2 separate regions of the Homo sapiens genome follow, and region 2 is linked to region 1. A link is an interaction called in ENCODE POLR2A ChIA-PET data of the cell type or tissue named here. Cell type or tissue: K562. All regions are shown on one strand. Each heading gives the region's core, and the rest is flanking DNA. Links, peaks and the distances in the headings are about the cores only. Region 1 overlaps PDIK1L (PDLIM1 interacting kinase 1 like). Region 2 overlaps TRIM63 (tripartite motif containing 63).

Region 1 (15,334 bases), core at 3,411-11,410:
TATTTTTCTTTTGCTTACTTTGGATTTAATTTGCTCTTCTTTTTCTAGTTTACTAAAGTGGAAGATTAGACTATTGATTTTAGATTTTTATTCTTTCTAACAATGCCACAAATCTCCCTCTAAGCACTGCTTTCACTGCATCCCTCAAATTTTGATAAATTATATTTCATTTTCATTTAGTTCAAAATATTTTTAAAATTCTTTTGAAGTTTCTTTTTTGCGTGTGTTATTTAAAAGTGTGTTGTTTCAATCTCCAAGTATTTGGGGGATTTTCCAGGTACCATTCTGTTCATGTTTCTAGTTTAATTCCATTGTGGTCTGAATTTGCACACATTATGTGATTTCTATTCTTTTAAATTTGTAGAGGTGTGTTTTATGACCCAGAATGTGGTTAATCTTGGTGAATGTTCCATGTAAGCTGATAAGAGTGTGTAACCTGCTGTTATTGGATGAAGAAGTCTATAGATGTCAATCATATCCAGTTGATTGAAGTGTTGTTGAGTTCAACTATGTCCTTACCGATTTTCTGCCTGCTGGATCTGTCCATGTCTGACAGAGAGGTGTTAAAGTCTCCAATTAAAATAGTGGATTCAGTCGGGCATGGTGGCTCATGCCTGTAATCCCAGCACTTTGGGAGGCTGAGGCGAGCGGATCATGAGGTCAGGAGTTCGAGACCAGCCCGACCAACATGGTGAAACCCTATCTCTACTAAAAAAAAAAAAAAAAAAAAAAAAATTAGCCAGGCGTGGTGGTGCGCACCTATAATCCCAGCTACTCAGGAGGCTGAGGCAGGAGAATCGCTTGAACCCGGGAGGCGGAGGTTGTGGTGAGCCGAGATCATGCCATTGCGTCTCAAAAAAAAAAATAGTGGATTCATCTACTACTCCTCTAACTCTTGGGCTCAAGCGATCCTCCTGCCTCAGCCTCCCAAGTAGCTGGGATTACAGGTGCAAACCACCACACCTGGCTGCCTACTCTTATTTATTCATTTTTGAGACAGAGTCTCACTCTGTCACCCAGGCTGGAGTGCAGTAGTGCAATCTCGGCTCACTGCAGCCTCTGCCTCCCGGGTTCAAGCAATTCTTCTGCTCAGCTAATTTTTTGTACTTTTAGTAGAGATGGGGTTTCACAGTGTTAGCCAGGATTGTCTTGATCTCCTAATCTCGTGATCCGCCCGCCTCGGCCTTCCAAAGTGCTGGGATTACAGGTGTGAGCCACTGCGCCCAACGTTTCTTTCTTTCTTTCTTTCTTTCTTTTTTTTAAGAGACAAAGTTGGCTCTGTTGCCCAGGCTAGCCTTAAATTTCTGGATTCAAATGATTCTCCCACCTCAGCCTCCTGAGTAACTGGGACTACAGGCACATACCACTGCAACTGGCCCTCCATCACCTTTTTTTTGAAACAGGGTCTTGCTCTGTCACCCAGGCTGGAGTGCAGTGGCGTGATCATGGCTCACTGTGGCCTTGACTTTCAGGGCTCAAGCCTCAGGGCTCCCACCTCAACCTCCTGAGTAGCTGGGACTACAGGTGTGCACCACTGATGCAGGATAGGCATGCCCCAGAATTGGAGTTTAGCCCAGGAGGGTTGTTGGCTTCACCTAGGAAAGAATTCAATGGGAGCCAATGGCGGTAAACAGCAAGTTTTATTGAAGTAGCAGTGTACAGCAGCAGCAGAAGTACTGCTCCTTGTAGGGCAGGGCAGTGCCCAGAATAGCAGCTCAGAATATGTTCTTCACTCATATTTTTAGCCCACTTTTAATTATATGCAAATTAAGGGGTGGTTTATGCAGAAATTTCTAGGATAAGCATGGTAACTTCTGAGTCGTCAGGTCATTGCCATGGAAAGGGGTGGTAACTTCCAGGTGTTGCTATGACAACGGTAAACTGACATGGCACACTGGTGGGCGTGTCTTATGGAAAGCTGCTTCCATACAGGGACCTGTGTTAACTAGTCCTCAATTTGGTCTGATGTCCAAGCCCTGCCTCTGGAGTCGAGTTCTCCTACCTCACCACCACACCCAGCTATAATTTTTTAAATTTTTTATTTTGTAGAGATTGGGTCGCACTACATTGCCCAGGCTGCCCAGTGATTCTCAACCTAGGCCTCCCAAAGTGCTGGGATTATTGGTGTGAGCCACTGTGCCTGACCTCTCCATCACTTTTGAAGGACAACTTCACAGGGTACAGGATTCTAGGTTAGTGGGTTTTTTTCTCTCAACACTACACATTTTCCTACACTTGCTTCTTGCTTGCATGGTTTCTGAGAAGTTGAGTGTAATTCTTATCTTTACTCCTCTATAGGTAAGGTGCTTTTTTCTGTCTGACTTCTCTTAAGATTTTTTATTTTTGATTTCCTGAAATTTGAATATGTCTAGGTATAGTTTGAATATGTCTAGGTGTCATTTTGTGGGTTTTTTGGCATTTATCCTGCTTGGTGTTCTCTGAGTTTCCTGGATCTGTGGTTTGGTGTCTGACATTAATTTGGGGAAATTTGACTGGGCATGATGGCTCATACCTGTAATCCTAGCACTTTGGGAGGCCAAGGCAGGCAAATTGCTTGAGCTCAGGAGTTCAAGACTAGCCTGGACAACATGGCGAAACCCCATCTCTACAAAAAAATACAAAAATTAGCAGATGCCTGTAGTCCCAGCTACTAGGGAGGCTGAGGCAGGAGGATGGCTTGAGCCCAGGAGGCAGAGGTTGCAGTGAACCGAGATCGCACCATTGCACTCCAGTCTGGGTGACAGAACCAGACCCTGTCTCAAAAACAAAAAAACAAAAAAACAAAAAAATTGGGGGAGATTCTCAGTCATTATTACCTCAACTATTGCTTCTGTTCCTTTCTCTCCTTTTTCTCCCTGTCATAGTCCCATTACATGTAGGTTATACCTTTTATAGTTGGCCGACAATTATTTGATATTCCGTTCTTTAAAAAAATTTTTTTAGACGTTTTCTCTTTGCTTTTCAGTTTTGGAAGTTTGTTTTGTCATATGTTCAAGCTCAGAAATTCTTTCCTCAGCCATGTCCGGTCTGCTAATGAGCCCATCAAAAGCATTCTTCATCTCTATTACAGAGTTTTTGATTTCTAGCATCTTTTTGACCCTTAGAATTTCCATTTCTCTGCTTACATTATCCATCTGTGTGTGCATATTGTCTACTTTTTCCATTGAAGTCCTTAGCATATTAATCACAATTTAAAAAAAAATCCCTGGCCTGATAGTTCCAGGATTCTTGCCATAACTGACTCAGATTCTGATGATTGTTCAGACTTTTCAAATTGTATTTTTTGCTTTTTAGTATCCCTTGTACTTTTTTGTGAAAGGTGGATGGAATGTACTGGCTAAAGGAACTGCCATAAATAGGCCTTTAGTAATGTAGTAACATTTGGGGATGGTGGGTGTTCTATAATCCTATGATTTGGTCATGGGCTTTTCATAGGTGAGCCTGTGCCCTTGGACTGTGAACTTCACCAGTGCTTCTCTTGGTGAAGTTCCCTTAGGTGGTCAGGATGGCTAGAGGGGGCTGGAATACCCTCAGATAGGTTAGGGTCAGCTGATAAAACCACAACAGATGAGGCTGTGGTAAAATAGTTGCTCCTGAGGGTTGTCCTTGTTAAGAACAGAATGTTCAGGCAGGTTTCAAAATGGTTCCTTTCCCCCTCCCGTTAGCAGAAGAATGAGCACCTGTGAGGATCTGGCAGAGCTCCTGGAGGTAATAGTGTGGGGAGCCTCCTGTGATTGGGTCCCCCTGGGCTTTTTAACTCTCAGAGTTGACCATACTAAGCAATTCATCAATTACAGTTTAGGTTTTCCTACCCCTGCACCTTTTCCACACTAGTAAATTGTGATATTCTGTATCTACCAATGCATCTCTCCAATTACAGGGGCAGCAGTTTGCCCTGTGACCTCACTGCTCTGACATATCTAAGAAGAGTGGTTGATTTTTCCATGTGTTCAGCTTTTTAATTGTTGTTAGGATGGAGTGGTGACTTTTAGGCTCCTTTTGTGCCAAACCAGAAATTAGAAGTCCTAATTTTTTTTTTTTTTTTTTGAGTTGGGGTTTTGCTTTGTCTCCAGGCTGGAGTGCAGTGGTGCGATCTCGGCTCACTGCAGCCTCCAACTCCTGGGCTCAAGTGCTCCTCCCGCCTCAGCCTCCTGAATAGCTGGGACTACAGGCATGTGCCACCACACCAGAACCCCCAGCTAATTCCTTTTTTTTTTTTTCCCGGTAAAGATGAGGTCTCATTATGTTGCCCAGGCTGGTCTTGAACTTCTGGACTTAAGCAATCCTCTTGCCTTGGCCTTCCGAAGTGCTAGGATCACAGGCATGAGCCACTGTACCTGGCCCATTTCTAATATTTTTAATTGGCTGGCAGACATTTTGAATTTTATATTGTTGAGAAGTGGAATTTTTGGACTCAAGTATTTTTGAGCTTTGTTCTAGCACATTATGTTACTTAGAAAAAAATGTATTTTGTTAAATAAAATGTATAGGAGACCATTATTTTGGACTAGCCTCGTACACTAGCACTAGCAGACCGAGCCAAATCAGAATGGAGTCACTCATGCTGGGTGCCACATAATTAAACTGAACTCTGAAACAGGCCAGTCCACCCCCCACCCCGCTACCAAAAAAATACCCCCAGGAGATTCGCAGCAACCAATCAAAAGGGGCCCAGTTTACCTGAGCTGGCATGAAAATGAAGTTCCCTCTGTTTTTGTTGTTGTTGTTGTTTTTAATTTTTAAATTTTAATCTTTTTATTTATTTAGAGACTGGTTCATTTTTGCTAAATTGCTTGTCTTTCCGAGTTTCATAGCAGAGTTTTTGGTCTGTTTAAATTCATTATAAATAGACATTTAGGATGTCAGCTTCTGACCTCATGGACTGTGAGCTTACAAGTCCCCTGGTCTGTCACAGGCCATGCATATGAGGAATAAAAAATCAAAACATTTAAGTAATTTTGTTATAAAGAAATATAGTTATGCACCCCAAACACAGAAAACATTTCATTAAAAATTGGTCTTAGTCCTGCTGGGCGTGCCAGTGATTCTTTTAGGTTTGGACCTTGACTGAGAGAATTTCCAGTCGCTCTCTCCTCTCTGGGCAGAAGTTCCAGATCCTCTCTGGGCAGAAGTTCCAGATGATCTGATGGGCAGGGACTTAGGCTGTGTCCCCTGGGGGCTCTGGTCCACTAGTTGTTGGGACCGCCTGGGAGGGCGCAGCAACCCACTACGCCTGTGTCTGTTTTAACTCTATAAGGAAAGTAACTTTGAAACAACCAGACAATTTTCTGTTCTCTGTTTCTGCTTTTCTCAGGCCTTTTCTGTCTATAAAACCATACTTTTCTGCTTGGCTTATCGGAATACTCACTGTATTTTATAGAATAAGGTGTTGCCTTTTTCTAGAATCACAAAGAAAAGCCAATATAGATCTTTAAATCAAATTTGCTATAATTTTGTCTGTGTACCTTTCAAGACTTACTTTTAAGCTTGGATAGACAGGTCCAGAATAGCTGTTAGCCTTGGCCTCACTACTGAGACAATACTCTTCTGTGATGCTCTGTATATTGGAAGAAGGTCTTTCTGTTCTGGCTGGTGGAAATATCAATTATTCTTGGTCCTGTGTGAGCTCCAGGATTGTTCTGCCTAATCCTTTCAGGGGATCTTTCCTGCATTCAGGTCTGATAGTTTCTTCATAAGCATGACTGATTAGTACTTAGCTGATACTGTGTGTGTGAATGTGAGTGTGTGAGTGTGTGTGTGTGTGTGAGAGAGAGAGAGAGAGAGAGTGTGTGTGTGAGTGTGTATGTTTTCTTTAAGGCAGGTCTTGCTCTGCCGCCCAGGGTGGAGTGCAGCGTGGTGATTCCAGCTCACTGCAGCCTTGACTTTCCTGGGTTCAGGTGATTCTCCCAACTCAGCCTCCAAGTAGCTGGGACTATAGGCAAACACCATCACACCTGGATAATTTTATTTTATTTTTTGTAGAGACAGGGTTTCACCATGTTGCCTAGGCTGGTCTCCAACTCTTGGGCTCAAGTGATCATTCTGGCTTGGCCTCTTAAAGTACTGGGATTACAGATGTGAGTTACCTGGCCCTGCCTCAGCTGATGTCTTGAAAAAAACTTTCTGCAAAGGTCTGGAACTCTCACCGACAAATAAAAAACAGGACAAAAAAGAAAAGAAAAAAAATAAACAACAAGGTCTGGAATTCTTTGTTACCATCTGTCTCTCTCTCTCTCTCTGATACTCTGCCCCATGAATCCTAGCTGGCTTGTGCTCCCTGAACCCTAAATTCTGTCTCCTCAACTCAGGGAGACTGTTGAACCTTGTTTAGGTACTTATTCCCTGTACAGCAGCCTAAAGATTCCCTCCAAGTTGGGGCAACCACAGGGCTCACCCCATTTGATCCTTTTCTCCCAGGGATTGCTGTCGTGCACTGCTAGTTTCCCAGTGTCTGACATTTGAGTTGTTTATGGCAGGAATAGAACCCTGTTACTCCATAATGGCCAGAAGCAGAAGTCATCAGGATTTTTGCTTGCTTTTGCCCTCCTCAGGTTAAAATTGTAACAAGTAGCCAGAGTTGAGAAACACTGAGTCTACTGTAATTCCAACTTCCAAGTTCTAGCCATTGCTGCCCTGCTCCACGCCGCCCTCACAGCTGTGCTTCTACTGTTGCTTCTCAAATCACGTCAGTAAACGCTCCCTGCCTTCTACCTAAAGCCAGGAGAAATGGCATGTCATTCTAGTATTTGGTACTTATTACTACTTTCCTAATTTCCACGCATGGTAGTCTATGTGAAAGAGACAGTAAACATCCTGAATTACTATCAATCATGTGATCAGCAAGTAGAAGGAGGAAAGAAAACTGGGCTGAGGGGATTTTTATTGAACTATCCTTGTTCTTAAATAGGGCTGCAGGGCAAAGAGACACGCAGGACATCACCATAACCGAATGTATTTCTCTAATAATTGTGGTAAAAATGTAAGCTAAATTAAACAAACCAATCAACGTGCTCCCTATCAGCAGTACAAATTAGCAGTAAAGGCAGCTCAGAGTCATTTCCTAGGAGTCCTCCCGGGTGAACGGGAAGCACTGACATTTCCTGAGCATGCCACGCATTTCTACATGCATTGGCTCCTTTTATCTTCACAGCGCTCTGAGTCAGGTACTGTCTCTGCTTAAACATGTGGGAAACTGAATTTGAGGGGCTAGGGAACTCATGAAAGTCACACAGCTAGTAACAGAAAGGTAAAGAGTCTATTTTCAAAGTCTGTGTCCTTTCCTTCTGCCTGATAATAGCTGTCACCAGTAGCCCCAATGCACATTTTTTAAAAATAAAATTTTTCTTGAAGTATAACATACCTAGAGAAAAATGTAAACATTTTAAGTGCAGCTTGATGAATTTTTTCTTTTTTTAAGATGGAGTTTCGCTCATTGCCCAGGCTGAAGTGCAATGGTGCGGTCTCGGCTCACTGAAGCCTCTGCCTCCTGGGTTCAAGCGATTCTCCTGCCTCAGCCGCCCAAGTAGCTGGGATTACAGGCACCCGCCACCACACCCAGCTAATTTTTGTATTTTTAAAAATAGTGATGGGGTTTCACCATGTTGCCCAGGCTGGTCGCGAACTCCTGACCTCAGGTGATCCACCTACCTCGGCCTCCCAGAGTGCTGGGATTACAGGCATGAGCTACCACACAACATCTGCTACTCCAAAGCCTGGGCTTTTTCTGCTAGACCAGGATGCCTTTGGTAATATCAAGTTGCCCAACTTCTGCTCAGAACAAGCTGAGCTTGAAATACTGGGCTGAACAGGAAATAAAAGAGTAAAGTCAAAGCCCAAGCTTTTTTTTTTTCTCAATTTCCTTCTGTGCAATGAAAAATGATTGCAAAGGTGAAAGTACTGCCTTTAAAAGACGCACTTGGCCTTCAAGAGGTGTGGCAGCCTTGTAGGTTTTCTCAAGTGGGAGTTATTATCTAACCACAAACCAACCGTCTGTCATTACACTGCACTTTACAGGATGTCTATGATTGGTTGGCAAAGAGAGCAACATTTGAATTTAAAGAAAAGACCAAAACAACCAAGTGTCATTACATCAGTGAGAAAGATAAAGCTTCGTTGTCAGAGAAAACTCCAACTGGAGTCAGAGATTAGGCACCAAAACCCTGTCTTAAGGTAAAACCTTTTGTCATCATCTCAGTAACTGGTGTAATTACTGTTAATTTCATCAGGAAATCAGCCCCTATTTTAAGTAAAACTCAGTGAAAAAGATACGTAAAAACCATGTGAAGGTGCTTTGTAAACTGCAAAGGATTACAAAATGCTAGTAAATACAAATATTTAAAGCTTCAATTAAAAACAATCTCTAGAAAGCAAAATTTGCCTGTCTATAAAGGTTATACCAAGGGAAAGCAGAAGAGTAGGAAGCTACAATTCTTTTTTTTTCCCCTATTTTTTTGGTTTGATTTTTGAAGCCACAATTCTTGATGCCTACTTTCACTAGGTCACATGTAGAGTTGTTTTCTGTCTTCCATATTCTCCTCTGCTGTTCCATTGGACCACTAAATAGACTGTATCTTCAGGCAGAAATGATAAACATAAAAAAGTGGGCCCAAATTTTTAATAGAAAATTAAACCATCGTCTCAAGTTATAGATTGAAAAACTGCATCCTCTCATTTATTTAATATATATTATGCTGAGTCTGAGCTGCATCCTCAGCTTAATGAAACAGAAGGATAAATGAATAAAAAATTTCATCTCTGGCAATACGAGTTCTTCTTGTGTGCAAAGCAAATACAGCAAGACAGCACTAAAATTTCAGAGAACTTGAAATGCTGAAACTCCTATAATTCAATCATCTTTTCCTTGGCAATCACTTCTATTTCAGAATCATTTAAAAGGTAAGTCTGAAAAATACATTGTTTCAGATTTTATACCTTCTATTTTATGCTCATGAAGTAAAGTACTACAGAACTACTCACAGAGCCACTAAAGCAGCAATGTAGAATTTTCAGTTTTTTTTTTGTTGAAACTCACTTTATTTAAAAAAAAAAGTCATGAACAATAAATTACAATCATTTTCCCCTTTTATAAATTCTTCATAAAATATATTTGACAATTTTAACAGAAAATTTCAAAAGTTGCTTTCATTTCTTAAGTGCTGATGACTTATTTTTTGACCATTTTGTCATGCTGGTGAATTACTTTGTAGCTGCTACAATAGTTTGATTGATAACAATTTACAATTAAAAACAACAACAACGAAGAGAAAAAACAGACCAGCAGAAAGAACTATTCTGTGTGCTATTTATCTGACACTTAACACTTACTTCATCATAATGACAAAGTATCCCTTAGCACCAAAAAATCTACAGGAACCCCATCTTTCTAAGTGACAACTAGTGCAAAATAACATTCTAGGAACTAACTGTACAACCCCATATTTTCACTGGCCACAGCTGCCTATAAGCTCATTTGAAATATTTGGTCTTTTTTCAATTAAGACAAATTTCAAAAAACACCATAAATCATGGCAAAAGACTCTATGAGGAACAATTGCTTATTGAGTACCTATTATGGGCAAGGCACTGTGTACGAAGTTTTGCTTTCATTTTTCCTCTAGCAAATATCCAGGTATTTCCAAATATCACTAACCATCTTTTCTTACTCCTGGCTGAAAAGGCCTTTGGCTAAATGCCATTTTTTAATTGTCATTTTATCAACAAACCTTTAGTGCTGAGCACACAGTAGGTACTTAATAAATACCTCTGACTGAAAGAACAAAGACAAAGAATTTACTATCATTTTGCTTGGCTATTTTAGAATACAAGGACTTGATAAAATTCCAGAAGAAACTTCCTGATCACCTCATACCCTTACCCCCAATGAAAGAATTTCACTTCACAGGTAAAATCTTTCCAAGTAAATGATAATCATTAACTATTTTACATGAGGCAGGACCAAAAACTATGCGCTTAGGAAACTGTGGCTCCAAGCACATAGATATTTGAAGAGCAAATGATGCATGGGCATACCATCATCTATGAATCTCTGCTGAAGTGCCATGTTATTGACTAGACGTTATCATGATGCTTTTTCTTACTCCCTATAGCTCAACTTCCTTGGACATATCTGTTAAATTAAACTAATCTGGTGATCCAGAGGGTCAATTATCATGAGGTTCCAGTGTGTTTCCACCTCTAATTTCCAAAAGAATTCTTATATTTATTAGCTTAAAAGTGATGTTAAAAGTATATGATTTTTCATTTTAAGAGGCTTTATTTCAATAAAACCTTTTAGTCCAAATTTTAAACTTCCAGATCAAGTAACTAACATAGTCCAGAAATTTTATGTACTGCAATTTTTTTTGTGATGTTTTACATTCTATTTCCTCTGAACACATTTGAAACAGGGAAAAAAATTATGACATATTCCAAAAATTGTGGAAGTTCAAAAAAGCTGAGATTATGAAAGCTATCAATAATTTCAATATTCTAATACTATTTTGACTTTTGACCAAAAATTCTAGTGCTTTATAAAGATTAACTTAGATACAATGTAAAGTCTATTTAACCTTAAAGGCTAATGTTCTGTTTTAGGAAAGCATTCTATCCTTTAGATTTTAACTATCTGCATTTACAGGAAAACAAATTGTAGACAACCATACAAAGATAAAATCAAACTAACTTCAAGAGGAATAATGGTCTGTTGGTTTTTTGACATAGACTGTATCAGTGATTGTATAAAATGGATAGCTTTTCTACTTTAAAAGTAGTTGATGCCACAATATTTTATCCATTTGCCATACTGTGTATGTATCTTCTCCCACTTTAGATAAAGGTGATCACATTTTCAACAACCATATTATTACCAGTACTGTTTCAAATCAGACAAGAGAAAACAGCATCAGTGCCAAAATGAAAGGAACTCCAGTGACTCAACAAGTGATCATATCAGGGCAGGCAAAGTGAGGGTGGAGCTCATTTGGTTTCTTCAACTTCAGTATAATGAGGCTTAGACAAAGTCTTCAAACCAAAAATGTATCAAGTATTACAGTTCACACATAGCAAAGTTTTCAAACAGAATAATCCTGTATTCAGATTTATATCAGATTGTAGAAGCTCAAGTGCAGACGTCCCAATGCAGTGGTATAGTTGGTTAAATAAATGCTCGGTTACCTAAAGAAGGTCGGACTGAATCACCAACCTGCTGCCATATGACTGCATGACTAATTCAACTCTTGCAGCTATAGGGCACTGGAGAGTTCAAACATACTTCAGCAGCTTTGGATCACTTAATTTCATTTGTTTTACCAGATAATTTTAGACCCTCGAAAATGATGCCTTAAAAAAAAAGCTGTATATTACAAAAAAAAAAAAAAACAACTTAATATGATTTCATTAGGGGGAGGGGCAGAGTAGGAAGATAAGGGAAGGTTTATTTTTCGTCACTGACTTCACCAGCAAATCTCAAAAACCCAAACCTACATCAAATAATTTAAACAGACGTGGCATTTTTTTCATATGGAATGCAAAATGCGCACATTCACATACTTACATATACATAAATATATACATATATGTTTCCTTTACAAAGTTTCAAAGGTTGCATTACCAGCATGCAAACCTCTTTTCCCATGGAAATTCCTAATACTGACGAGGAATGTCTAAAATACTTAAAGACATATTTCCAGAAAACTGGACTCTCTTCTCTTGTTAGCTCTTAAAGAATTTTCCTGCCAAACTTCTATCAATAATCATTTTTTAAAAATTTACACCCACATTGGTAATACACATTTGAAACATACTAATAAAACGGCCAACTTGGATTTAAGAAAAATGAGGAAAAAAAAAATCCCACAAAAAATCTAAACCCTTAGAGGGTAGAGTCTAGCTTTTTATATTCTTTTTCAGCCACATAATGTTGCATCACTGTTAAACAGAAGCAGCATATCATCCATGGTATTTGCAAATAATATGTGTCACGTTTCCCAGCTGCTATCTTTAAATGCAATTTGTACTAATCTGAGTTCTAGTTCAAAAGCATCTGGACGATCCTGAGGGTTTGCAGCCAGCATTTCCTTAATCAGTTGTTTCATTCGCCCATTCATAGATTTTTTCTTCACAGGAATGAGAAGTTCCATTTTGGGATTTTCCAGAAGTGCCTCCCCAACAGGCACAATCTCAGTTCCTTGTTTTACATAACTCCCCAAGAGTTCCTTCTTTGTCTCTGTGTCTATGAATGTGATCCTTTCCAGCATTGCCCAGATGATAATCCCCAGAGCAAAGATGTCAGCTTTTGCTGTGTAATGTCCTTCCCAAACTTCAGGAGCCATGTAAAAATCTGTTCCACATGCTGTGGAAAGGAAACACTTGTTTACACTGACAGGTTCTTCTGGGTTCTGCCCAGAGGCTGAACAAACTTTACTTAGACCAAAATCAGCCACTTTGAGGGTAGGTTCCAAGTCACTGGTATCCAACCTGGTTTGAGAAATCAGGATGTTATCAGGCTTAAGATCTCGGTGGATGATCTGGTTTTTATGCAAGAAAGCCAGGGCACTGCTCAGCTGAAGCATGAAGCTGGTGTTAGTTTTACGATTGGGTTTCCTGGACAACAGATACTCATTCATATCTCCTCCGTCACAAAAATCCATCACAAACCACAAATAATAGGCGCTTCTGGGATCAAAGGCAATTTCTCCTTTTAATGAAGTTTCTACAAGCTACAAGAAGGAAGAAAAAAGATTACAATCATTTGCATAGGTTATACAATTCAGTTATAGGAAAATAATAATTGAAAGGTTAAGTCAGTCTCCACCTTTAAGTGGAAACTCTATAAATATTTTATTTAATCAGTGCTTTCAAATATGCATTTTAAACTTTAAAAAATGCTTCAACTTGTCATTTTGTCCCTGATAAATATACACCAAAGCTCTAAACCAAGGGGTAAAAATTTTAAAATAGCTTTATTTTGAAAAGCGTCCAAGTGGCCACACATTTTCTCCATGTGTCAGTGGAGCTGAACTCTACCCAGCTAGCTCATAGCTTCATGAAAAGACCAAAGTTTCAGCAGATAGACCTAGGAAATTGCCAGCTGGGGTATAAACCTCAATTAGGAAACGCTATTCAATGAAATCGCCTGAAATATACTTCTTACTGATTGCACAGACACTATCAACATAACCTGTGAAATCGAGAGAAAAATGATCAAGGAACAACCAGCTGTTGCAGAAATAGCTGTTCCTGTAGTCACTAATAAAATAAAGACTGACGTCGTTACTTCATAAACTTCTATAGGCAGAATGCAAATACGTTGGCTCTTTCACTGGATGACTTTTAAAAACCAATTTATAAAAATCAAATAGGCATTTTTTAAATTTTTAAATATTTATTTTGTTTTCAAATATGCATTTTGATATTAAAAAATCAACTCTGAATTTGTATATTTCTTCTTTCATACAAGCTGAAAACCTAGACTAAATCACAGTTTTATTTGTTATTATTATCTAGTTATAACGCTCCTTTACTTGAAATTCAATAGAATTACTTCACTGGACATGAACTATCACTCTAAAATACAGTACATAGTCTTTTTTTTTTTTTTTTTTTGAGACGGAGTCTTGCTCTGTCACCAGGCTGGAGTGCAATGGCGCAATCTCGGCTCACTGCAACCTCCGCCTCCCAGGTTCAAGAGATTCTCCTGCCTCGGCCTCCCAAGTAGCCGAGACTACAGGCGCGTGCCACCACGCCCAGCTAACTTTTGTATTTTTAGTAGAGACGGGGTTTCACCATGTTGGCCAGGATGGTCTCAATCTCTTTACCTCGTGATCCGCCCACCTCGGCCTCCCAAAGTGCTGGGACTATAGGCATGAGCCATGGCACCCGGCCCCGTATATTGTCTTTTAAAAGCATTTGTTGTATGGTGCCCTTTTCAGACCCATGAGTTGAACAGAAAAGGCCGAAGAGTTGCTGAAGAGTGAATGAATTGCTAATTTCACATTTAAATCTACTGGTACTTTCTCTACCATCTGGGAAAGCACAAGCAAAGAACATCTCTTCACGCCATCTCTCCACATGGCAGACAATAGTAATTGCGATGATCTGCAGATATCTCTTTTGCATGAGTTTTCCTTGTTGCACATGTTTGCCAGTGAGACAGAAAAATGAAAGAAAGGTACAGATCACATAATTATTTACCAGGTGCACTGATACTAAACATGCTTTTCTTCTTCTGTCTTTACTCTCAAAAGCAAACTTCCTAAATAGCTTTGAGCAATGCAGAGTCCCAGCGTTCAAAGAATGTTTTAGAGTAAGGCCAGATAGTAAATATTTCGGGCTTGACAGCCACATAAGGTCTCTGTACCATATACTTCTTCCTTTCTTTTTTACCCCCAGAAGTCTTAAAAAAAAATCTAAGAACTATTTTTAGCATCGAAACCATACGAAAACAGGCCACGGGGCCGCTGGCTGAGAGCTATGGAAATGCAGCACCCAATCTGCTTATTTTAACATGTAGAGGATGTTAGCCATTGATTTCTCTTGACTGAGGCCCTTCAATGGCTTCCCTGTTCTCTTAGGATATAGTCTAAACTCTTTAACATGGGTTATGAGACCTTGTGTGCTCTGACTCCTGCTGTCCCCTCTAGCCTCATCTAAAACAACTCTCACAATCTCACTATCTTTTTTCAATTTTTTTTTTATTGAGACAGAGTCTCACTCTGTTGCCAGGCTGGAGTGCAGTGGCGCGATCTCGGCTCACTGCAACCTCTGCTTCCCAGGTTCAAGAGACTCTCCTGCCTCAGCCTCCCAAGTAGCTGGGACTACAGGCATGCGCCACTATGCCCAGCTAATTTTTGAATTTTTTGTAGAGACAGGGTTTCACCATTGTGGCCAGGATGGTCTTGATGTATTGACCTTGTGATCCGCCTCTCGGCCTCCCAAAGTGCTGGGATTACAGGTGTGAGCCACTGCGCCCAGCCTCTTCTTTCAATTTTTAAACACTTCATGTGTTTTGCTTCACGACCTTTGTATGTACAGTTTTTTTCTGCCTAGGAAATTTTTCTCACTTATCTAGCTAACTCCTCTTCACACTACAAGTTTTAGACAATTATATATATATTTTGTGTGTGTGTGTGAGAGAGAGAGAGAGAGAGAGACAAGGTCTTGCTCTACTACCCAGGTTGGAGTGCAGTGGCACCATCATGGCTCACCGCAGCCTCAATCTCCCTGGCTCAAATGATCCTCCTGCCTCAGCCTCCCAAGTAGCTGAGACTACAGGCATGCACCACCACGCCCGTCTAATTTTTAAACTTTTTGTATTGATAGGGTTTCACCATGTTGT
Region 2 (15,334 bases), core at 3,256-11,255, 67 kb after region 1:
AAGCCAACAGGATCCGACCCGGTGTTTTGTGACAAAGGCAAGACCCCCAGGTCTACTTAGAGCAAAGTTAGTAGAGGAGGCAGCTAGGCGTGGCTCTCATTCCTTCCCACAGAATGGATTATAAGTCGAGCCTGATCCAGGATGGGAATCCCATGGAGAACTTGGAGAAGCAGCTGATCTGCCCTATCTGCCTGGAGATGTTTACCAAGCCAGTGGTCATCTTGCCGTGCCAGCACAACCTGTGCCGGAAGTGTGCCAATGACATCTTCCAGGTAAGTGCCGGGTGCAGCTTCATTTGGGGTCCCCAGGTGGCTACTTGGCTTCCCTGTGATGAAACCCTTCTCCCTTAGACTTCCAACCTGGACAGCCTCTTTCCCCTTGGAAGTGAACCCCTGCAGAGGCCTCTGGACAGGGCTGAGAGGGGGCTGGGAGGCGGCTCTGGCTGCTGCGGTTCTTCTCCATAACACAAGTTTCCCCTCCCTGCCCTGCCCACAGCTCCCCCACCCCTGCCCTGAGCACTGCTGTTGACTCTCCAATCAAGAGTCAAATGCCTCAAGTGATAAGCGGGGTAGGCAGGGACAGGAGAGAGAAACCAGACCCCTGGGGCTGGAGCCAGGTCCTGGTGGCAAGAGGCCCAGAGCTTTGGGAGGAGGGTGTCAGGGAGGCAGTGGGCAGTAGAGGCATCTTCCCTTTTGAGGCTGTTCCCTATGATATGGGGGCAGAAGGGGCTCCAACTCCCCGAGAAAGGAAGGGGGTAGATGTCCTGGCTGGGAGGCAGGATGCGAGGTTCCCCATGGACACTTTACAAAATGTTCTTTCACGATATTATCTTTAAAGTAGCAGCCTTAGGAGCTTGCTCTCATTGTAATACCTATTTCATAAGTGGGCAAACTGAGGCCTACACAGATAAGGTTGCTTGCCCAAAATCACTCAGAGAATAAACATGACTTGAACCCAGGTCTCCTGCCTCCCCATCCTGACGATTGCTTAGCTGCTTCTCAGGTGCTCTGTGTGTGAGGACTGGTTCTCATCACAGTCTGCAGAGCTCCAGGTTGTTAGGTTTGACGGGGGTGGTTCGGATAGGCAGAGGAAAGGATAAGAGGAGATTAGAAAAGAGAAGGGCTAAGTAGGGAGCCCAGGCCTCACCTTGACCTTTGCCACCTGCAGGCTGCAAATCCCTACTGGACCAGCCGGGGCAGCTCAGTGTCCATGTCTGGAGGCCGTTTCCGCTGCCCCACCTGCCGCCACGAGGTGATCATGGATCGTCACGGAGTGTACGGCCTGCAGAGGAACCTGCTGGTGGAGAACATCATCGACATCTACAAACAGGAGTGCTCCAGGTCGGTTCTCGTGCCTGCTGGGGGCCCGCCCTCCTTCCCAGCCATGCTGTGCCTAGATCCCCCACGCTCCTTCCCCCTCCTTCATCTGCTCAGGATCCAGGCCTCTAGCTGGACTAGCTACACAAGCCATTCAGAGACAGGACTGGAGACCCATACACCCCAACCCAGCTCTCAGGATTGCTCAGCGGATGGGAAGGGGCCCAGACATTAGGCTGCCCTTCCAGGCAATACCAAGACAGAGACTGGGGGAAAGATGAGATGTGAGAGGGAGAGAAAGGCCCTGGGGCCAGCTAAGTGGCTCTGGTCAGCAGAGAAAATGCCCGGTGAGAAACAGCCAGGTTGTCTATAAGGATAGCAACAGCTACTCTCCCGTGTGCCATGAGGAACAGCGTCAGGCACTGGGAATGCTTCATCTAAGTACCTCCCAATAACTCTGTGAATCAGGCATGACTTTATTATCCTCATTTCACAGATGAGGAAACTGAGGCTCAAGAAGTGAAATCAATTAGCTAAGGTTTCCCAGCTGGGAAGTGAAAGAGCTGGGAGTTGACCCAGTCAATCTAGCTCTGAGTCTTCCTGCTAATAAAATAGCAGCTCATTCATAGGCAGAATGTGTGAGTGGTGGAGGTTGTGAAGGGTTGGCCTCAAACTGGGGAGAGAGGGCCAGGCATGGTGGCTCATGCCCATAATCCCAACACTCTGGGAGGCCAAGGTGGGATGATTGTTTGAGGCCAGGAGTTCAAGACAAGTCAGGGCAACATAGTGAGACCCTGTTTCTACAAAGTTTAAAAACTAGCTGGGCGTGGTGGGGCATGCCTGTAGTCCCAGCTCTTCAGGAGAATTGTTGAGCCAGGGAGGTCAAGGCTGCAGAGCCATGATTGTGCTACTGCACTCCAGCCTGGGTGACAGTGAGACCATGCCTCAAACAGACAAAAACACTGAGAGGCCGGGTGCGGTGGCCCACACCTGTAATCCCAGCACTTTGGGAGGCCAAGGTGTGTGGATCATTCGAGGTCAGGAGTTGGAGACCAGACTGGCCAACATGGTGAAACCCCGTCTCTACTAAAAATACAAAAATTAGCCAGGCGTGGTGGCGCGTGCCTGTCATCCCAGCTACTTAGGAGGCTGAGGCAGGAGAATTGCTTGAACAAGGGAGGCGGAGGTTGTAGTGAGCAGAGATCGTGCCACTGCACTCCAGCCTGGGTGACAGAGTGAGACTCCATCTAAACACACACACACACACACACACAACACAACACAACACAAAAATTTGGGAGAGACACAGCTCCAGGAAAGATCTTTACAAATCAGGACATCCTGGTAAGACTCCAGGAGTGCTGACCTCACAGCCTTTAAGGTCCAAAGCCTTCACCAAGGCATCTGCCTGCAGGCAGTGCCCAGCCCAGGGGAAGGTGACAGACCAGATCTCAGGTGAAAAAACCCTGACCCGGGGAACTGTGCTTGCTAGTCAGCCTCTGTGACTAATGTACTGTACCATGCTGGGTAAGCCTTTAGAGCTTCATTTCCTCTGTCTGCAAACAGAAACAGTAAGATCTGTTATTGTGGCTGTCAAATAAGATATTAATGGAAAATGGTTAATGTATCAACCATTTATTGGGTACCTATTGTGTGCAGGCGCTGTTCTAAGTACTTTCAGGCATTTTTCCTATCTGCTTCTCATAGTAACCCGGGAAGGCATTCCTGTCTCCATTTTACCATGAGGAAATGGAAGCTCAGAGAGGATCAGAGATTTGTCCAAGCCCACACAGCTAGCAAGTGGTAGAGCTAAGAGAGAGAGGGTGTGAGAATATTTTTTATTTTTTTAATTTTTTTTTTTGAGGCAGAGTCTTGGTCTGTTGCCCAGGCTAGAGGGCAGTGGTACGATCTTGGCTCACTGCAACCTCCACCTCCTCGGTTCAAGTGATTCCCCAGCCTCAGCTTCCCGAGTAGCAGGGACTACAGATGCGTGCCAACGTGCCCAGCTAATTATTATATTTTTAGTAGAGACAGGGTTTCACCATGTTGGCCAGGCTGGTCTCAAACTCCTGACCTCAGGTGATCTGCCCGCCTCAGCCTCCCAAAGTGCTGGGATTACAGACGTGCACCACCACACCCAGCTAATTTTTGTATTTTTTGTAGAGACAGGGTTTCACCACGTTGGCCGGGCTGGTCTTGAACTTCTGACCTCAGGTAATGCGCCCGCCTTGGCCTCCCAAAGTTCTGGCATTACAGGCGTGGGCCACCGCGCCTGGCCGGCCGGTGAATATTCTTAATTGCTGAGCTAGATTGCCTCTCATGTTGCTAGAGCACAACACTACAAAATGCAAACATATTGTTGATCATAAGGAATAATAAAATCAATTCCACACCAATGTTAGCCTACCCAGTGCCGACCTATGAAGAGCATGTTATATGTGAACCTTTGAGGCCTTTCCGCATAGTTGAATGACAATGACAGCTGCCCTCTATTGAGGGTCTGCTCTGTGCCGGGCACTCTACATTCATTATAGACAATTTCTACAGACAGATTGCAGTAGTTCTGGGAGGAATCCCACAGGCAAGAGAGGTGAAATCACTAGTCCAAAATCACAAAAATGAATGTAAGAGAACAATCTGGATATGAACCCCGATGCCAAAGTCTGAGCTTGGGAGGGTGGGCATCTGGGAGGGCTGCGGGCGCATGAACCAGACCCTCAGGCTCTTGCCTCACCTCTGCACTCCCTGCCATCCCTTTATCAGGGGATGGAGGCAGGTGGCAATGGCAGACCCCTGCCAGCATAGGGACCCTGGGGTAAACTATGCAAAAAGACAAGCCTGGAAAGGGGCATATTTAAGAACTTCAGAGGACAATAGAGCCCAGGGTGTGATCAGTCATGTAAGGCTGTTTGGAGGTGAGGCATTGACACTGATGGGAACAGTCACCATTTGACATTTGCAAGATGCCTGTTCTGTTTGGGGCTGGGAATCGAAGGTAGTGTTGGCTTTCAATGAGTGTATAGTCTAGCCGGAGACAGAAGACTCAAAAAATCGAATCTACACCAGGCATGGTGGTATGCACCAGTTGCAGCTACTGGGGAGACTGAGGTAGGAGGATTGCTCAGCCCAGGAGTTCGAGGCTGCAGTGTATCTGTGAATCGCTGCTGCACTCCAGCCTGGACAATATGGTGAGACCCTGTCTCAAAACAAACAAACAAACAAACAAACAAACAAAGGCTGGGTGCTGTGGATCACGCCTGTAATCCCAGCACTTTGGGAGGCTGAGGTGGGTGGATCACATGAGGCCAGGAGTTTGAGACCAGCCTGCCCAACATGGTGAAACCCCATCTCTACTAAAAAATACAAAAATTAGCTGGGCATGGTGGTGCACGTCTGTAATCTCAGCTACTCAGGAGGCTGAGGCATCAGAAACTCAGGAGGTGGAGTTTGCAGTGAGCTAAGATCACACCACTGCACTCCAGCCTGGGCAAAAAATCAAAACAGAACAACACAACAACAAAAAAATCCCCCCCAGGCCCCAATGAATCTAGGTTAGGAAATGACTGATGTCCCAAGAGAAGCACAAATAACAGGTTGGAGGTCTCAAGGAAGAAAGGTAGTTCTAAGCATATGTGTTAGGGGAGAAAGTAGAGGAAGAGACTTGGGCCTTTGAAAGAATCTCTGGACTAGAAGTCAGGCTTGTGCTGGGCTGTTGGACAGCCCTGGGCTACCCACTCACCAGTCACCATGACATGGGGCATACACACTGCTCCTTCTCTGAGCCTCAGGGGCAACCTCATGGCTCAGAGAGGGTCAGAGGTTTATCCAAGGCCATACAGCTAGAAAGTGGTGAAGCTAAGAGAAAGAGAGAGGGTATGACTGACTCTGTGGTGAATATTCTTTTTTAAAAAAATTGTTTTCTTATGGAGAATGTTAATAAATTCAAGATGGTGAATATTATTGATTCCTATGCTAGTTATTAATTTATTCTTTCTTTCTTTCTTTCTTTTTTTTTTTTTTTGAGACGGAGTTTTGCTCTTGTTGCCCAGGCTGGAGTGCAATGGTGCGATCTCGGCTCACCGCAACCTCTGCCTCCTGGTTTCAAGTGATTCTCCTGCCTCAGCCTCCCGAGTAGCTGGGATTACAGGTGCATGCCACCATGCCTGGTTAATTTTTTTGAGTTTTTAGTAGAGACGGGGTTTCATCATATTGGTCAAGCTGGTCTTGAACTCCTGACCTCAGGTGACTCTCCCACCTCGGCCTCCCAAAGTGCTGGGATTACAGGCGTGAGCCACTGCGCCCAGCCTTATTGATTTATTCTTTCTACCTTTGTTTAATTACCACCTCCTCTATGCCAGGCACTGTACAGTGTAGGCACAGGGGTGAAGAAAACAGGCAAGTTTCCCTACCTTGATGGAGGTTACAGTCTGGTAGATTAAATATAGAATTAAATGAGGCCATCAGTATAAATTTCTCAGCTCAGAGCCCAGCCTGCAGTAACCAAAGCTAAGGTGACTATAATTAGAGCAACTGAACTCTAGGCTCCTCTGCCCTTACTTGCTGTATGACCTTGGACGAGTCAATTCACTTTTCTGGAGCCCAGTTTCCTCTTCTCTAAAACATCTCCAGGTCTGACTCTGGAATTCTATGGCCCTTTCTGTGTCCTTGGCACTGGCAGAGCCTCAGGCTAACTCCCTCTTAGGATGTGGGGACAGATTTGGTGTCATTGGCTTCCCAAGTCCTTGGTCCCCAGAAGATGAAAGATTTTAGGGCAGCCAAACACTGAGGGCCCAGGGCATAAATCTGGAGATTCACAGACACACTGCAGCCTCGAATTCCTGGGCTGAGCAATCCTCCTGCCTCAGCCTCCCCAGTAGCTGCGACTGGTGCATTGGAGCTGGGGAGGGGGATGCAGGGACACAGGACCCCCATGACTTGTGACTGTTCTCCACTGCAGTCGGCCGCTGCAGAAGGGCAGTCACCCCATGTGCAAGGAGCACGAAGATGAGAAAATCAACATCTACTGTCTCACGTGTGAGGTGCCCACCTGCTCCATGTGCAAGGTGTTTGGGATCCACAAGGCCTGCGAGGTGGCCCCATTGCAGAGTGTCTTCCAGGGACAAAAGGTACTGTCTCCAGCCACTTTTACCCCCAGCCTGGGCCTGCTGGGCACGGCCTGATGATTCAGGAGGCAGATTTGATCCCTGTAGATCTGCTGATCTGGCCTTTCAGGAATAGTCTCTCTGGAGGGACTTCCCAGGCCACAGGGACAGCAGCCCTGGCCTTCCTAGGGGAGGCAGCTGAGCTCATGGTTATACTTAGAGCCACTCGAGAGCACCTGGGTGTGGCCACAGGGGAGCGGTCAGACGCCCCAGCCAGGCCACTGGGGTCCTCTCAGGCCACGGCTTCTCCATCCCCCAGACACCTCTTCCTGTGCCTCTCACCTCTTCTCCAAGACTTCACATTCCCCCACAGCAGGAGGCAGCTTAGAGCCTTCTCCCTGGGTCCCTGGGCCTGTGAGGGCCCACCACCCTGTCCGTGCAGTAAGCCGTAGCCACCCCCTTTCCATACTCTCTCTTCCCTACTCCCCACTCTTCTCTAGGTCTCTCTCTTCTAGACGTCTCCAACTCTATTTCTTTTTTTGTCCCTTCTTTCTTAGAAACAAGCCCCTCCTCTGTCAGTTCCTTGCTGTGTGTTTTGGGCAGCTCACTTGCCTGCTGTTGGCCTCACCTGTAAAATAAGGGATGCAGTATCTTTCTAATATCCTCTACTCTGGAGCTGAGCTATACCCGAAAGAGGGGCCAGATCCCTACTGGAGGCTCTTTCTAGCAGAGAGGGGAGGGAGGAAGCCATGTTGCTGCCATGCCCCAGTGGGTAGGCCCTGAGGCTATTTGTGTCTCTCCTCTCCTGACCCCCACACCCCCATCTAGACTGAACTGAATAACTGTATCTCCATGCTGGTGGCGGGGAATGACCGTGTGCAGACCATCATCACTCAGCTGGAGGATTCCCGTCGAGTGACCAAGGTGAGCGGACAGAATAGTCCTGCCTGGGGATTTGGAGCTTTCCAGGGCAGCCTGGTCTCTGGGGAAGGCTCACCCATAGGTTGTGGCTAAAGGTTGGGGCCCGGAGCCTGGGGCGGTCAAGCAGGGATGGCAGGGGAGGGACTAATCCATTCATCCAGTCTCTCAACAAATGCTTCTTAAGCACAGCTGTGTGTCCGGCCCCACCCAAGATGTGGGGGATGGAGGAGTGAACCAGACAGACGTGGTCCCTGAGCTCAGGGAGTGTCCCATCAATAATTCTCAGTATTTATTCAGCACAAATTGTTTTCAGAGCACAGTTCTTCAGTGTGCTGTAGACCAACACTTCCCAAACTTTGAAGTGCGTGAAAATTACGCTGGGATCATGTTGAAATTCAGGTTTTGATTCAGTTGGTTTGGAATGAGGCATAAGAGCTGCATTTCTAGCCAGTTCCCAGGATTTGCCCAAGCTGCTGGGTCCACAGACCACATGTTGAGTAGTGAGACTGTTGAGGGCAGAAGGGAACTTTTCTATCCCTGAAAAAAGCTTCCACGATTTTCCATGTTCACTTGGGGTAGGGATCTGGAGATGAGATGAGGGGAAGGGGTCATCATAATTGCTAGTGGATGAAGAGTTGGGCGAAGGGTAGGAAGGAGGGGAACATTGTGATCACCCACGAGAGGCTCCCGGTCTGATGAGATGCTATTGTCACACCCATTTTATAGAAAAGAACATAGAGAGAAGGGAGCTTCGGTTGAGGAGGGTGCTAGGAAAGGAGCTGTTTTTCCACCTCTCCTAGGACCAAATGATGCAGAGCTTCCCGAATCCAGTCTTGGTCCTGAAAGGGAGGGAAGAGTGTGAACTGGGACATATGGGAGGCCCAGGAAACGTTAATTTGTTGAAGGTCACACAGCTAAAAGGGAAACACAGCTAAAAGGCAACAGAGAGCTGGGCACAGTGGCTCATGCCTATAATCCCAGCACTTTGGGAGGTCAAGCTGGGTGGATCATGAGGTCAGGAGATCGAGACCATCCTGGCCAACATGGTGAAACCCCATCTCTACTAAAAATACAAAAAAATAGCCAGGCGTGGTAGCGTATCTATAATCCCAGCTACTCGGGAGGCTGAGGCAGGAGAATCGCTTGAACCTGGGAGGTGGAGGTTGCAGTGAGCCAAGATCGCACCACTGCACTCCAGCGGGGGCAACAGAGCGAGACTCCATCTCAAAAAAAAAAAAAAAAAAAGGGCAACAGAGAAAGACAGGGCAGATCCCACATTGGGTGACTGTTGCATTGGTCTAAGAGGTGATGCTCCAATGACCAGCTGAGGTTGGGGGACAGGGGGAGGGTGCAGGAACAAGGAAGAACATGTTGTGTCATGTGACCCTAGAGCCTCTATTTTGGAAGAAGGGGCTAGCTGTTTTTCAAGGCATCATCCTCCAAATATCACTGGCGTACTAAATAGCTGTGAGGCCAGATGAGTGTTTTCTTCTTGTTAAGTCTTTGTTTCTTCTTCTGTAGTGTGGGGATGTATGTAGTGAGATCTCTTCTAGCTTTAGATTCCTTGCTACTGTCCTAGGAAGGCAGTGTAGTGGGCAGGGAATAAAGACCCTACAGAACGTGACCACAAGACTTCCGTCCTCAGGAGAACAGTCACCAGGTAAAGGAAGAGCTGAGCCAGAAGTTTGACACGTTGTATGCCATCCTGGATGAGAAGAAAAGTGAGTTGCTGCAGCGGATCACGCAGGAGCAGGAGAAAAAGCTTAGCTTCATCGAGGCCCTCATCCAGCAGTACCAGGAGCAGCTGGACAAGTCCACAAAGCTGGTGGAAACTGCCATCCAGTCCCTGGACGAGCCTGGGGGAGCCACCTTCCTCTTGGTGAGCAGGACTAGAAGGGTCTGGGTGGGGTCAGTTCAACTCTACAGCTCTAAGGTTCAAGTTATGCTTCCCCACTGACCACCCATGGGCCCTTGGAAAAGCCATTTAAACCTCTGTGAGCCTCAGTTTCCTCATCTGTCAAATGGGCATGTAACACCCCCCACCTTCCTCTTACTGATTTTATGATGATAAGATAAGAGGATGTTTATGAAATGACTTTGTAAGCTGCAAAATACAGTGTCCCATCTACAGACTATTAATTGAGCCCCTACTGTAGGCCAGGCACTGAGGTGGAAGACAAGGAGATAAACCAGACACAGCCCTGCCCTCAAAGAGCTTGTTGGGGAGGACAGAAAAGGCTCAGTTATAAGACTTCATAGTTCAGTTCAATAAAAATGTTCTAGGCTTCTACTGTGGGCCAGGCTTTTTGCTAGACATTAGGTATGAAAAGGTGGTTAGGATTGGGGAGTTCAGGGTTTAGGAGTTTTGGGATTGATACCCCTAGAATCCAAGCTTCCTGTCAAGACAGTGGGTCCTAGGGTGATGACCAAGACCTGTACAGACCACAGACAGAGGGAAAAGTTCCAGATTCTGCTCAGTTTGGGGTGGGGAGCAGGTCACAACTGGGCTAGGGAATGGCACCAAATATCTACCTACAACACCTAGTTCACTAGTTTTGCTGATTTCCTGCGGTTACCTCTTCTGCGGTCCTAATCCTTTGTTCTCTCTCCCCCTGCAGACTGCCAAGCAACTCATCAAAAGGTCAGTGTCTTCCTAGAGGCTATGATCCAAGCACCTAGTTCCCACCAGGACCTCTGTCCAGGAAGCCTCATCCTGGGCATTAGGCCTGCTGGGAGGGTCTCACTCTAGGCTGGCTTCCCTGACCCTTTGCATCCCTGACTTTTTGGACCACTCCTTGTGCTTGAGGTTGGAGAGGAAATACTCCATCCCTCCAGGGGAGCCTCTGGGTAGAAGGCCTGGGCGTGGCAAAGCATGTGCCCTCTCTTCCCTGCACTGAGCCCCAGAGACCTCATCCTGCCTCTCTTTCTGTCTCCCCTGCAGCATTGTGGAAGCTTCCAAGGGCTGCCAGCTGGGGAAGACAGAGCAGGGCTTTGAGAACATGGACTTCTTTACTTTGGATTTAGAGCACATAGCAGACGCCCTGAGAGCCATTGACTTTGGGACAGGTAAAGGAGGTGGTGATGCCACTTGTCTATTTGCCTGCCTGACCCCTGGAAACCAGCATCCCTCCAACTGAGCCCGATGGGGAGGCAGATACACTAATAAAGATCCCCAAATATCAATCAAACTCATATAGCCAACTTCTGGCCGGCTGTGGTGGCTCATGCCTGTAATCCCAGCACTTTGGGAGGCCAAGGTGGGCGGATCACTTGAGGTCAGGAGTTTGAGACCAGCCTGACCAACGTGGTGAAACCTCATCTCTACTAAAAATACAAAAATTAGCCAGGCGTGATGGCATGTGCCTGTAATTCCAGCTACTTGGGAAGCTGAGGCAGGAGAATCACTTGAATCCAGGAGGTAGAGGTTGCAGTGAGCCGAGATTGTGCCACTGCACTCCAGCCTGGGCAAAAGAGCCAGCCAAACTCCATCTCAAAAAAAAAAAAAAAAAAATTCATATAGTCGATTTCTAGATGAGCCCAGAGCCTAGCACAGTGCCTGGTGCAGAATTCCTGCTTCATAAATTACATATGGATCCATGGCAGGGAGGCCTCTTGGGGCAGTAGAAATAATATGCCCTCTGGAATCAGACAGTCCTGAGTTTAAATCCTGGTTCTGTCATTTGTTTATCTGTGTGACCTTTGGCAAGCCCCCTTCTGCCTGAGTTTTATTTTCTAATTTAAAAAGTCAGGTTAGAAGTGAGCCCTCTAATAATGACCAACTCATGGTGCTGTTGCAAAAAATCAGATATCAATGCAGAAAGGTCCTGTAGAGCCCTAAAGATGTACTAGTTATTGCCTAAAGGTAGTCTTAGCTTCAGTTTCTTAATGCTATCACCTATGATACCCAGGCACCTTAATTGATCAACATCATGTCCTCATTTCTGTTTATAATTACTCTTCCATAGAGTGCCTATAATAATTGTAACAATGCAACCGTAACAATAATAAGGGTGAAAATAACAAAGGAAATGAAGAAACTGAATGGAAGCAAATATGTTAATTTGCTAAAGGTCACACAGCTAAAAGGGAAACACAGCTAAAAGGCAACAGAGAAAGAGAGGGCAGATCCCACATTGCTGACTGTTGCGTTGGTCTGAGAGGTGGTGCTCCAATGACCAGCTGAGGTTGGGGGACAAGGGGATGATGAAGGAACAAGGAAGAACTGTAAATGGCTGGCGTGAGAAAGAGAAGAGCTTCTTGGCACCTCCTGTGTCGCTCTCCTACAAACCTTCAGTAGCTGGTGCTAAGTCTGTTTTCAGAGCCCCAGATATACCCCATTCATAGGTAAGGACAAAATACATCCCAAAGCAGAGACACCAATGGCCTTGGGGACATCCACTGCTGTAGTGAGCTGCTCCACTGTCAGCTTCCCTAAGCTAAGATATTCAAGAGTGGGTCAGCCAGGCACAGTGACTCACGTCTGTAATCTCAGCACTTTGGGGGTCCAAGGCAGGTGGATCACCTGAGGTCAGGAGTTCCAGACCAGCCTGACCAACACGGAGAAACCCCGTCTCTACTAAAAATACAAAATTAGCTGGGCATGGTGGTGCATGCCTGTAATCCCAGCTAACTCGGGAGGCTGAAGCAGCAGAATTGCTTGAATCCGGGAGGAGGAGGTTGCAGTGAGCTGTGATCACGCCATTGCACTCCAGCCTGGGCAACAGGAGTGAAACTCCATCTCAAAAAAAAAAAAAAAAGAAAGAAATAGATATTCAAGAGTGGGTCATACGGTGTGAACATAACATTGTGAAGTCCTGCACTGGCCTTCCTAATCTCCCTGAGCCTCAGTTTCTCCACAAGTAAAATGAGGAGAGTACCAACAGTCACCAGTTACTGAATATTCTGTATGTCCTAGGCGCTAAGCCCTTAACATAAGTTTTATCATTTAACACAACTTCATGGGATAGGTTCTGTTACCATCTCTATTTTGTAGTTGAGGGAACTTAAAGCTCAGAGAGGGTAAGCCACTTGTTCAAGGCCACACAGCTGGCAAGTAGCCTGTGCAGATTCTACTGAGGGCCATTTGGCTTGCAAAACTCTTGTGAGGATTTTATAAGACGATGCAGATTCAACACTGAGCACACTACTTGGCACATAGTAAGTACTCAGCAACTGCTATTAAATGTAGTCATTGTGACAATGATTAAACAACAGAACTCCCTGGGTTATACTCTGATATCAGTTACTTGGCTGGAATTTTGGTTGTCATTTTGGAGATACTATTTTTTTTTTTTTTTTTTGAGACGGAGTTTTGCTCTTGTCGCCCAGGTTGGAGTGCAATGGTGTGATCTCAGCTCACTGCAACGTTTGCCTCCTGGGTTCAAGAGATTCTCCTGCCTCAGCCTCCCAAGTAGCTGGGATTACAGGTGCATGCCACCACACCCAGCTAATTTTTTGTATTTTTAGTAGAGACAGGGTTTTACCATGTTGGCCAGGCAGGTCTTGAACTCCTGACCTCAGGTGATCTGACCGCCTCAGCCTCCCAAAGTGCTGGGATTACAGGTGTGAGCGACCAAGCCTGGCCTGAAGATACTCTTGACAAATGTTCTGATTCTGTGGTGACCCCTTCAGGGCCCCAAAAGGTTAAGGAGGTAGCTTGGGAGAGGAGCGGGGAAGGGAGATGTTCCCTGTTAAAGCTTGACGGTGACATCTCAGGATAAAAAAGTGGGGACATGAGTTGCAGCTCAGTCACTGTCCCTCTGGTGCTCAGCTTCAGGGAGCAGAGGTGGCTCCAGAAGTGCTTCCCCATCATGTCCACCCCTCCCCTCCACAGGCTAAGGAATGAGGAAAATGGGACAGTGGCTGCTGAACAAGCAGATCTCATAGGCTAAGTAGCTTCCTTCAAGACAAGGACTCTGATCCCTGAGGATCGAGGAGGTTTTTCCTCCTCAGGCAATGTTTATCTGCCTACCCGAGAGATGTGCAGAAGCACAGAGTGCGCTTCCTCAGAGTCCCCTCTCTGGTCACAGGCGAGCAGGTGATAGAAGCTGCTGTTGCTGGAGCAAGGAAGTGACTTGAGCCCAGCTCCCTGGGACGGAGTGCGGGGGATTGCAGGAGCAGGGCCTCTGTGCAGCGTGGGTCTGGCAAGCCCATCCCCTCCCAGACCACTGCCGCCGCTGTGTGGCCGTTTGACCCGACTGGGCACAGGAAGGGGTTTAGACCGTGCTCTCTCTTGCCTGGTTCCTCTTCAAGTAGCTCCTCAAGGAACCGGCCCCATCCTAACACAAATGTTTTTTTGTCACAGATGAGGAAGAGGAAGAATTCATTGAAGAAGAAGATCAGGAAGAGGAAGAGTCCACAGAAGGGAAGGAAGAAGGTAAGAAATTCATCTACCTCCATTCCTTCGTTCCTTCATTCATTCCACAACAATCTGAGGTGCCTACTGTATGTGAAGCACTGTGTTAGACATTGGCAATGACGCTCAGAACTGTCCCCAGCACGTGCTTTAACCCTACTGAGGGTAAAGTCCTGTTCTCTTTACCCTTAGAAAAGAAAAAAACCCCAAACTATTCATAATAAAATGCTCCCATTTCACATCTAAATGATCTTCTTAAATGGAAAGCAATATGGCACAGCAGAGGGAAAAGACAGGGGCTCATGAGCTAGGCTGGGCCCATTGAGGTGTTTTGTTTGGCCAGCACTGTGTTTAAATTAAAACAAACAAACAAACAAACAAAACTACTTGCTGGACAGGCACGGTGGCTCGAGCCTGTAATCCCAGCACTTGGGGAGGCCAAGGCCAGCCTGGCCAACATGGTGAAACCCTGTCTCTACTAAACATACAAAAAATTAGCTGAATTTGGTGGCAGGCGCCTGTAGTACCAGCTACTTAGGAGGCTGAGGCAGGAGAATCGCTTGAACCTGGGAGGTGGAGGTTGCAGTGAGCCGAGATCGTGCCACTGCACTCCAGCCTGGGTGACAAGAGTGAGACTCCATCTCAAAAAATAAATAAATAAATACTTGCTGGCTGGGTGTGGTGGTACGTGCCTATAATCCCAGCACTTTGGGAGGCTGAGGCGGGAGGATTGCTTGAGACCTGGAGTTTGGGACCAGCCTGGTCAACAGCAAGTCCTCGTCTTTACAAAAATAATTTAAAAATTAGCCAGGCATGGTGGTACATATCTGTAGTCCTAGCTACTCGGAAGGCTGAGGCTGGAGGATTGCTTGAGCCCAAGAGGTAGAGGCTGCAGTGAGCTATGATTGCGCCACTGCACTCTTGCCTTGGCAACAGAGGACACTACACTGTCTCTTAAAAGAAAAAATTAATTGCTAACATTTTTAAAATTAGGTTTTTTTTAAGGGTTAAGAAAAAGGAGATTTGAACTAAGAATCTGCATTTTCACCTTGTGAAAGTTTAGAAAAAGCAAACAATGCTGGACTTGAACTTCCTTGTAGTCCCAGAGTGCTGGCTCTGGGCAGTGGCTCTCCCCTTTAAAGGGGACACGCTGGCATGGTGGCTCACGCCTGTAATCCTAGCACTTTGGGAGGCCGAGGCAGGCGGATCACCTGAGGTCAGGAGTTTGACACCATCCTGGCCAACATGGTGAAACCCCGTCTCTACTAAAAATACAAAAATTAGCCAGGCGTGGTGACGGGCACCTGTAATCCCAGCTACTTGGGAGGCTGAGGCAGGAGAATCGCTAGAACCCCAGGGGGGCGGAGCTTGCAGTGAGCCGAGATCACGCCACTTCACTCCAGCCTGGGCAAAAGAGTGAAACTCCATCTCAAAAAAAAACAAAGAAAAGAAAAGAAAAATGGGACATGCCCTTGCCAGTTTGCCCAGCCCCACCACCACCAGTCCCGCTTGCTTCACTCATTCATGTTATCTGCTGGCTCCTTGTAGGCATCTGAGTTTGCCAGCCTGGCAGAGTTTGATTAGGAGCCTGGGTTCTGAATCACAGCAGCTCACAATTTCTCTGAGTCTTGGGCTACTCA

What was found. Peaks named below come from ENCODE experiments on the same cell type or tissue, not always from the same donor. Only the 100,000 strongest peaks of a DNase experiment are listed, where the experiment ranks them.
Region 2: POLR2A ChIA-PET joins it to region 1 with 5 read pairs; 10 of 35 experiments call an interaction of 5 or more read pairs at or near these places.

Annotation. Positions count from the first base shown.
Region 1 is chr1:26,119,219-26,134,552 of GRCh38, reverse strand. It overlaps PDIK1L (PDLIM1 interacting kinase 1 like), which reads right to left. Exons shown (of 3, transcript NM_152835.5): 3 at 8,998-12,716. The coding sequence ends at 11,976. Among named protein-coding and RNA genes, the nearest start is that of PDIK1L, 15 kb to the right of the region's middle. RefSeq lists silencers at 5,601-5,895, 10,821-11,115. In K562, for the core only: no CTCF peak of the experiment used is centred there; DNase peaks (open chromatin) are centred at 7,084, 8,022, 10,952, 11,212 and 2 weaker places; H3K4me3 peaks cover 1,469 bases.
Region 2 is chr1:26,052,274-26,067,607 of GRCh38, reverse strand. TRIM63 (tripartite motif containing 63) reads left to right here. Exons shown (of 9, transcript NM_032588.4): 1 at 1-272; 2 at 1,168-1,340; 3 at 6,274-6,442; 4 at 7,247-7,342; 5 at 8,985-9,218; 6 at 9,958-9,980; 7 at 10,281-10,405; 8 at 13,644-13,715. The coding sequence starts at 114. Among named protein-coding and RNA genes, the nearest start is that of TRIM63, 7.7 kb to the left of the region's middle. RefSeq lists a silencer at 13,356-13,650. In K562, for the core only: no CTCF peak of the experiment used is centred there; DNase peaks (open chromatin) are centred at 6,647 and 7,507.